Linked DNA regions of Homo sapiens: region 1 is linked to region 2. A link is an interaction called in ENCODE POLR2A ChIA-PET data of the cell type or tissue named here. Cell type or tissue: endothelial cell of umbilical vein. All regions are shown on one strand. Each heading gives the region's core, and the rest is flanking DNA. Links, peaks and the distances in the headings are about the cores only.

The links. ChIA-PET counts read pairs that join two places held together with the same protein. Peaks named below come from ENCODE experiments on the same cell type or tissue, not always from the same donor. Only the 100,000 strongest peaks of a DNase experiment are listed, where the experiment ranks them.
Region 1: POLR2A ChIA-PET joins it to region 2 with 11 read pairs; 2 of 35 experiments call an interaction of 5 or more read pairs at or near these places.

The regions. Positions count from the first base shown.
Region 1 is chr16:53,540,307-53,545,533 of GRCh38, reverse strand. LOC105371269 (a long non-coding RNA gene) reads left to right here. Exons shown (of 8, transcript XR_933588.4): 7 at 1-50; 8 at 376-1,196. Among named protein-coding and RNA genes, the nearest start is that of AKTIP, 40 kb to the right of the region's middle. In endothelial cell of umbilical vein, for the core only: no CTCF peak of the experiment used is centred there; no DNase peak of the experiment used is centred there.
Region 2 is chr16:53,464,435-53,466,934 of GRCh38, reverse strand. It overlaps RBL2 (RB transcriptional corepressor like 2), which reads right to left. Exons shown (of 22, transcript NM_005611.4): 13 at 1,333-1,497. Among named protein-coding and RNA genes, the nearest start is that of RBL2, 31 kb to the right of the region's middle. In endothelial cell of umbilical vein, for the core only: no CTCF peak of the experiment used is centred there; a DNase peak (open chromatin) is centred at 1,154.

The DNA.
Region 1 (5,227 bases), core at 1,187-3,686, 77 kb before region 2:
AGCATTACTTCGCATTCTGCTTGTTCGGATCTCATGAGACAGTGAAGCAGGTATGCCATTCATTTGCCAATGCATTTGCTGATTTCAAAATAACTTAAGTATTTCTAAGCTATACACCAGGGGTGTCCAATCTTTGGCTTCCCTGGGCCACATTGGAAGAAGAATTGTCTTGGGCCACACATAAAATACACTAACACTAACAATAGTTGATAAGCTAAAAAAAGAAAAGAAAGAAAGAAAAAAAATTGCAAAAAAAGTCTCATAATGTTTTAAGAAAGTTTACAAATTTCTTTTGGGCTGCATTCAAAGCCATCCTGTGCCACAGGTTGGACAAGCTTGCTATACACATTTTTTTCCTCTGGCAAAATTTTCCAGGCCACTCAGTCCCATGGTGTGGATGCTGCCTCTGTCCAATGATACCTGACACCAGATCAAGGGTTCTTCCCAGTATAGACACCTCTCAGTTGGAAAGGGTTACAATCATCCCAATTTGGAAATCCCATCATCAATTGTAAAACAGACCTCCCCAAGGTGAGAAGGGGCGGGGGAATGTAGAGCTGAATATGAAAATCTGAAGGACTGCATGGTCTAAGAATGAAATGTTTTCTAAATAAAATTAAGCTACACGGTGGAAATTGAGGAGAAAGTCCTTAAGGTGACTTTTAAATGAAAATGAAATGTCTGTTAGTAAGTTACAGAGGTGCAATGATACCAAGTGGCAGGCTTGTGTCTTGTTAATTTCAAACATAGATTTTTATGTGAGGCTATTTGATTATAATTTGATTATCTGACCCTGTAATTAAAGTTTATTGCCAATTTGGAAGCTTACATGTAAAATGAACTGGTTTTCTTCAAAGCAATATACAATCTTTTGGACTCATTGACTTCTGGTTTTGCATTTAAATGGAAAAGTCAGTTATAACGTGACAAACAGGTTGGGGTTTTGATCATTAATCCTGCTAAAGCAATATTCATAAATTCAATTCTGAATCAGTTGGAATACTTTTCTTTTATTAGTTTCTGTGTTATTAAATGAGATTGTTTCTGACTAATATATTTCTGGACTCAAACTGTAGCTCCAAGCTGTTATTCAAATCAAATAACATGCCCCTTACTTGTGCCTCGCACTAATAAATGCCAACTTGTGATACATTTGCAAGAGACTGTCAGCAATATTAAAGGAGGCAATAATGGCATGGAGGTCTCAAAGTGAGCTGATTTTTCTAATGGCTGATATTCGTCGTTTTTCTTACACACACACCCCAGATATTCGAACCTTTTAGTCTTAAACCCAAAAGTATGCTTTGATTCACATACACATAATTCGCTGGCACTTTAATGACTAAGACATTGGAGTTAGATAACTCATAACTTTAGGATCCTCAGTGAGAGATCCTAAAGTTTGAAGCTGCTCTGCCGATTTCAGAGCAGAATCAAAGTTATAATTAGAAAGACAACTGCTGCTTAATTTGGGAAAGGAGATGGGTCCTTCTTTTCAATATTTGGGTGGGATGGAGAGGTTACATTGCTTTTTTTTTTTTTTTTTTTTTTTGAGGCAGAGTCTCGTTCTGTTGCCCAGGCTGGAATGCAGTGGTGCGATCTCGGCCCACTGCAACCTTCACCTCCCGGGTTCAAGCAATTCTCCTGCCTCAGCCTCCCAAGTAGCTGGGATTACAGGCATGTGCCACCATGCCTGGCTAATTTTTTTGTATTTTTCGTAGAGACAGGGTTTTACCATGTTGGACAGGCTGGTCTCGAACTCCTGACCTCAAGTGATCTGCCCACCTTGGCCTCCCAAAGCACTGGGATTACAGGCATGAACCACTGCACCTGACACGTTGCTTTTAAGTTAGAAAAACTATTCACAGATCACCTTTGGCTTCCCAGAGCAAAAAGGGGTCTCAGAGACCTTTCGCAGCCCTTTTACAGATAAAGAAACTGAGGCCCAGAGAGACATCAGCTGCTCAGTTACACAGCGAGTCAGGGGCAACTCCTGAATAGGAACTCTCTCTTAACACTCCCTGTAATATTTCCCTGACACTTTTCCCACCAAGCAGCCCACAACAAGCTCATAAATGTTCGTGGAAACTTAGCAGAGGCCCAGTTCCACCACTCTGCCTGTCCGACCTCCAACAAATCACCTGAACACCAGAAGCCTCCGCCCCACAGTGTGGGTCACACCTGCCCTTCCTCCCTGTTCAAGAAGTCAATGAGACCTGATACCTAAACTTCAAGGGGCAGGTCGCTAATAATATCTAACTTTTTTTTTTTTTTTTTTTTTGAGACAGAGTCTCACTCTGTTGCCCAGGCTGGAGTGCAGTGGCGTGATCTCAGCTCACTGCAACCTCCACGTCCTGGGTTCAAGCGATTCTCCTGCCTCGACCTCCCGAGTAGCTGGGATTACAGGCACCTGCCACCACACCCAGCTAATTTTTTGTATTTTTAGTAGAGATGGAGTTTCACCATGTTGGCTAAGCTGGTCTCAAACTCCTGACCTCGTGATCCACCCGCCTCGGCCTCCCAAAGTGCTGGGATTACAGGCGTGAGCCAATACGCCCGGCTAATATCTTTTAAATTTTCATGTGCTTTATTGAGGTATGATTGGCAGACAATACACTGTGAATATTTAAGCATGATATCTTTCCTAAATAATCATAGTAGCATTGAAGTTTTCGTGTGTGGGGCAATGTTTCCCTGAATACCTATATTTGAGCCTTGGAGATTATCCTCCAGACTGAAATGTTGGTTGTTGTTCTGTCTTCCTCTGTCCCGAGAGCCCACACATTTTCCAACTCTTCTCTTGATGGATTCGGGTTGGGTGTTGCTAGATTTCTGTCTTATCACACAAACAGTATGAGCAGGAATTGTCTCTCCTGTCCCAGAAGGAAATAGTTCCAACTTATTCACAAAATTCCAGTCTCCGGGTTACAAGAAAACTTTGAATCCGTCCCCTGCTCACACCTCCCGCCTTCCCACAACACCTGCCAAATACTCTCCGCACCCAGCCCTCCAGCTTGGATCCTAGGCTTGAGCGCCTCTGAGTGACCCAGGCAGGAAATGCGTCCCGGTGCTGTGTCAGCAGCTGCCAGGTGCGGGGCGCGGCCCGCGCGGATGCTGACCCCGTGGCGCCGAAGCAGGTGCTGCCCATTCTTGTTAACACCGTGAAGCAGGTGCCCCTTCTGAGCATTTCCTTCAAGATGGCCGAGACCTCTCCAAGGTGATCGGCATCGTCCCACCTTCTGCTCGAGCTGTCTTTCAAGGCCGGTGTTATCCCTGCTTACAAGTGAGGCTGGGATTGCTGGTTCGTGGCTGATCTTCCTCCATCCCTCTTGCCCTGCAAGTTTATCTTACGAACCAAGGTAAGAAGGGATTCTAGGGACAAGGCAGGGCAAAAGCTGGAGGCGGTGTGTGTGAAGGTGGAAGGGGCAGGGAGATTATGGATTTGGGATGTTGGTGAGCCTGATTCCATTTCAGCGGGATACCCCACACGCCAGGGGTTTTTGTTGGATTTTGCCACCGGAAGGTCCGATTCCACTCCTCCCTTTCAGTAGGTAACTAAAGAGCCAGGTATGGCTGGCCCCGAGGCTGTGGTGGAAACAGGCAAGGTCAGGAGGTGAGTGGTCCCCGGTCTTCAGAGTTTGTCCATGAAGACAAGCCACCTATCATGCATGGTACCTGCTGGGAGGCAGGTGTTGACACCGCTGTGGATGCTAATGTTGCTGCCTGGTCAAGGGGAGACCTCAGACTCAGGCTGGCCACCTTCCCAGCCAATTGCATGTGTGGCAGGTATCGACCCCCACGGGTGGCTAAACAGGCGTGACATCCTTCACGCCAGGCCTGGAGGTTCAGAGGAGGTTATCACACGTGTTGCAAGATGATGGGTCCATGCTGCGGCTTCTTGTTTTTCTGAGAGAACAGAGGTGACTGGGCCTCCCAGGGTCTGAGCCGGGCTGCTTACCGACACCCCCAGGGGAGCTCTTACAAACTATCAGCAGCACGCAAGCCTTTCTCTGCTATGCTGGCAAATCGCCCTTGTGTGTGGTGTCCATGACTTTGAGGCTTAGCAAATATGTACCGCCTACACACAATTCTGTCTACATCACAGAAAACTTTATGTGACTGTATAATCTTCCTTTGGAAAAACAGATATAACTTATGTACTACAAAATCCACCATTTTAAAGCATACTACAATTCAGTGGGTTTTAGTATATTCAGAAGGTCGTGCCACCATCACCACTAATTCCAGAATATTTTCATCACCCTCAAAATACATCCCGCCTTTGGAATGGAGATCAGGGTCAAGGTAGACACTTCCCTGTATGCATGGGTGATGATGATAGTGGTATCAGTAGCTATTAATATCATTGAGCACTTACTGTATACCGGCCACTGTGCTGAATGCTTTACATATGCCTGTTCATACGTATGCCTGTTCATGCAATATGAATACATATTTCACTCAGTCTTGTTACATACCAAATAGGTGAGCAATGTTGGTATCCTCACTTTATTAAGAGAACGGAGGCACAGAGATCGAGAGAGAAGCCTGCATCCATGGGGTTTGATCCCAGGAGATGCGTACTGACTCTATGGGTCTCTCCGCTGACTTTATGGGTCTGTTCCCTGTAGAGTTTAGAAAGATCTCCCTATGCCTAGAGAGGCCCATTGTAGCTGGCTTTTCTTTTTTCCAGTTTATTAGTTTGTTTGTTTTTTTAAAGATTGTGATTAAAATGTATATAACATAAGACTTATCATTTCGATCTTTTTAAGTGTACAATTATGTGGCATTAAGCAGTGATATGGTTTGATCTGTGTCCCCGCCCAAATCTCATGTCAAATTGTAATCCCCAATGTTGGAGGAGGGGCCTGGTGGGAAGTTATCGGATCTTGGGGGCTGATCTCCCCCTTGCTGTTCTTGTGATAGTGAGTGAGTTCTTACACAATCTAGTTGTTTAAAAGTGTGTAGTACCTCCACCTTCATTCTCTTTCTCCTTGCCTGGCTGTGTAGGACGTGCCTGCTTCCCTTCGCCTTCTGCCAGGATTGTAAGTTTCCTGAGGCCTCCCCAGCCATGCTTCCTGTACAGCCTGTGGAACTGTGAGTCAATTAAACCTCTTTCCTTTATAAATTACCCAGTCTCAGGTTTCTTTATAGCAAAGCAAGAAGGGACCCATACAAGCACATTTACAATTTCATGTAAGTATCACCACTACCCATTTCCAGAGCT
Region 2 (2,500 bases), core at 1-2,500:
TTTCCCATTTTAATAATAAAGTTAAAAAAAAAACTTTTGGCAGTCAAAAAATTCAAAACCTTGTAATTGGATACTAAATATGAGTCAAACTTCATTACTGGTTTGGAGAGTTTGAATATCAACCACTCTAAAGCAGGAGTCCCCAACCCCTGGGCCATGGACCCTGTTAGGAACTGGGCAACATAGCAGGAGGTGAGCAGCAGGCAAGTGAGCATGCGAGCAAAGCTTCATCTGTATTTAAAGCTGCTCCCCATCGCTCACATTGCCGCCTGTGCTGGCCTCCTGTCAGATTAGTGGTGGCATTAGATTCTCACAGGAGTGTGAACCCTATTGTGAACTGCACACATAAGGGATCTAGGTTGCATGCTCCTTATGAGAATCTAATGCCTGCTGATCTGTCACTGTCTCCCACCGCCCCCAGATGGGACCATCTAGTTGCAGGAAAACAAGCTCAGGGCTCCCACTGACTCTACATTTTGGTGAGTTGTATAATTATTTCATTATATATTACCACGTAATAATAATAGAAATAAAGTGTGCAATAAATGTAAGGCAGTTGAATCATCCCAAAATCTCTCCAACCCCCAACCCTGTCCATGGAAAAATTGTCTTCCATGAAACTGGTCCTTGGTGCCAAAAAGGTTGGACCACTGCTCTATGGGAAAGAAACTTGGTAAGGAAATCAAGAAAGAACACTGAATTTTTACTCTGTCACCAAAATCTTAGGACAACCACAAATTATCTGACTCGTTTCCTCTTTGACATGGGGTGAAATGTGACAGGTCACCTACCTTACTTAAGGGTGTATGTCTGCTGCCTAAACCCTGAAGGCTAGGCAGTGAGCCAAGGCCATGGTGCCCAGCCAAGGAACAGGTGTCCCTGAGAACCCCAACATCCCAGAGAAGATCTGAGAAACTACCAAGGAAAACAGTCCCATCGTGCACACACATAGTAGGCAAAGAGCCAGAAAATTAGCTTAAAAGCAGCTTAGCGATGGGAGGTGGCGAGGATCTCTAGAGCTGTCCTGCTGCTACCTAGGAGTACCCTGTATATAAGTCTTTTATTTTTCCCCACCACCTCTGCCTCCTCCATATGTAAGTCTTAATAAACGTTATCTACTTACCAAGCTGGACTTGTCTGAGTCATTCTTTGGTCTCTTGGCACCTTCCCAATTTGTGGGTAGAGAGGGACGTTACAGTCCAAGATTTTTCTCATAACAAGGTGTAATTATAACATATTAAACCTAATTGCCACCCTCCCATCCCCAAAAGGATTATTAATAGATTAGATATTGATGTATTTTTCTCATAAAAAGATGTTATTTTCACAAACCTCTTCACATGTAGGAACTCTGTTTTCATTGTCTCTAATTTTTTCCCAGAGTGGAGACTCTGGTTTCCATGCCAAATGATCTAAGATCTGTTCTTCAATCTGATTAAGGTGTTTTACCACCTCTCTACAAAGGCCATCTTCTGCTCTAATGAATACTTCTATCACCTGAAATAAAAAATGTCTTGGTTCACTGAATAATTATTAAATATTTTTAAATATTTAGACAAGAAATTAGTCAAAATTACAAGTTGAAGTATTATTTTGAAACAGCCGCTCTTCCTTTTACTGTCTTTGTAAATAATTATAGTTCAAACTATGAATTATATAAAATGGTTTACATTGTGATGTATTTCAAAATTTTTTAATGAAAATACATGTTTTGTACATTGAGGTTGAAAAACATTACTCTTAAAATTTCATATAAAAATCTCTAAACATTTAATCTATGCCACTATAAAAATTAGTTTTGACTATCTTATGAGAGTTAAGATAAACTCATATGCTAAGTCAGTATCAAGAAATAGCTACCAGCCTGTAATCCCAGCACTCTGGGGGGCCGTGGCGGGCAGATCACGAGGTCAGGAGATCGAGACCATCCTGGCTAACACGGTGAAACCCCGTCTCTACTAAAAATACAAAAAATTAGCCGGGTGTGGTGGCGGCCGCCTGTAGTCCCAGCTACTCGGCAGGCTGAGGCAGGAGAATGGCGTGAACCCAGGAGGTGGAGCTTGCTGTGAGCTGAGATGGCGCCACTGCACTCCAGCCTGGGCGACAGAGCAAGACTCCATCTCAAAAAAAAAAAAGAACTAGCTACCAAATCAATGCTTTAACTCTATGCCTCTCTGTAACACATGAAAGAGAACTTTTTATTTTTTTTCTGACATTTTCAATGGTATTTAATTTTCATAAAATAAAAAAAGGCTGCTATACAAGATTAGCTAGTGACATGTGTGCTACTTTTTTTAAGCCTTCTCAGCTCATAAAAATCACAGTATTCTAAAAACTTTTATTAGATAGAGAGGAATCAAAGCTTTTACCCAAAATAGATCTTTCATACAATATTAAAAGAATTTACATAGGTCTTAAGATTCTATTTCTTTTCTACTCCACAAATAGAGATTAACTATGTAAATAAAAACAGAATAAATGTTCTTAGATGTTAACTTGA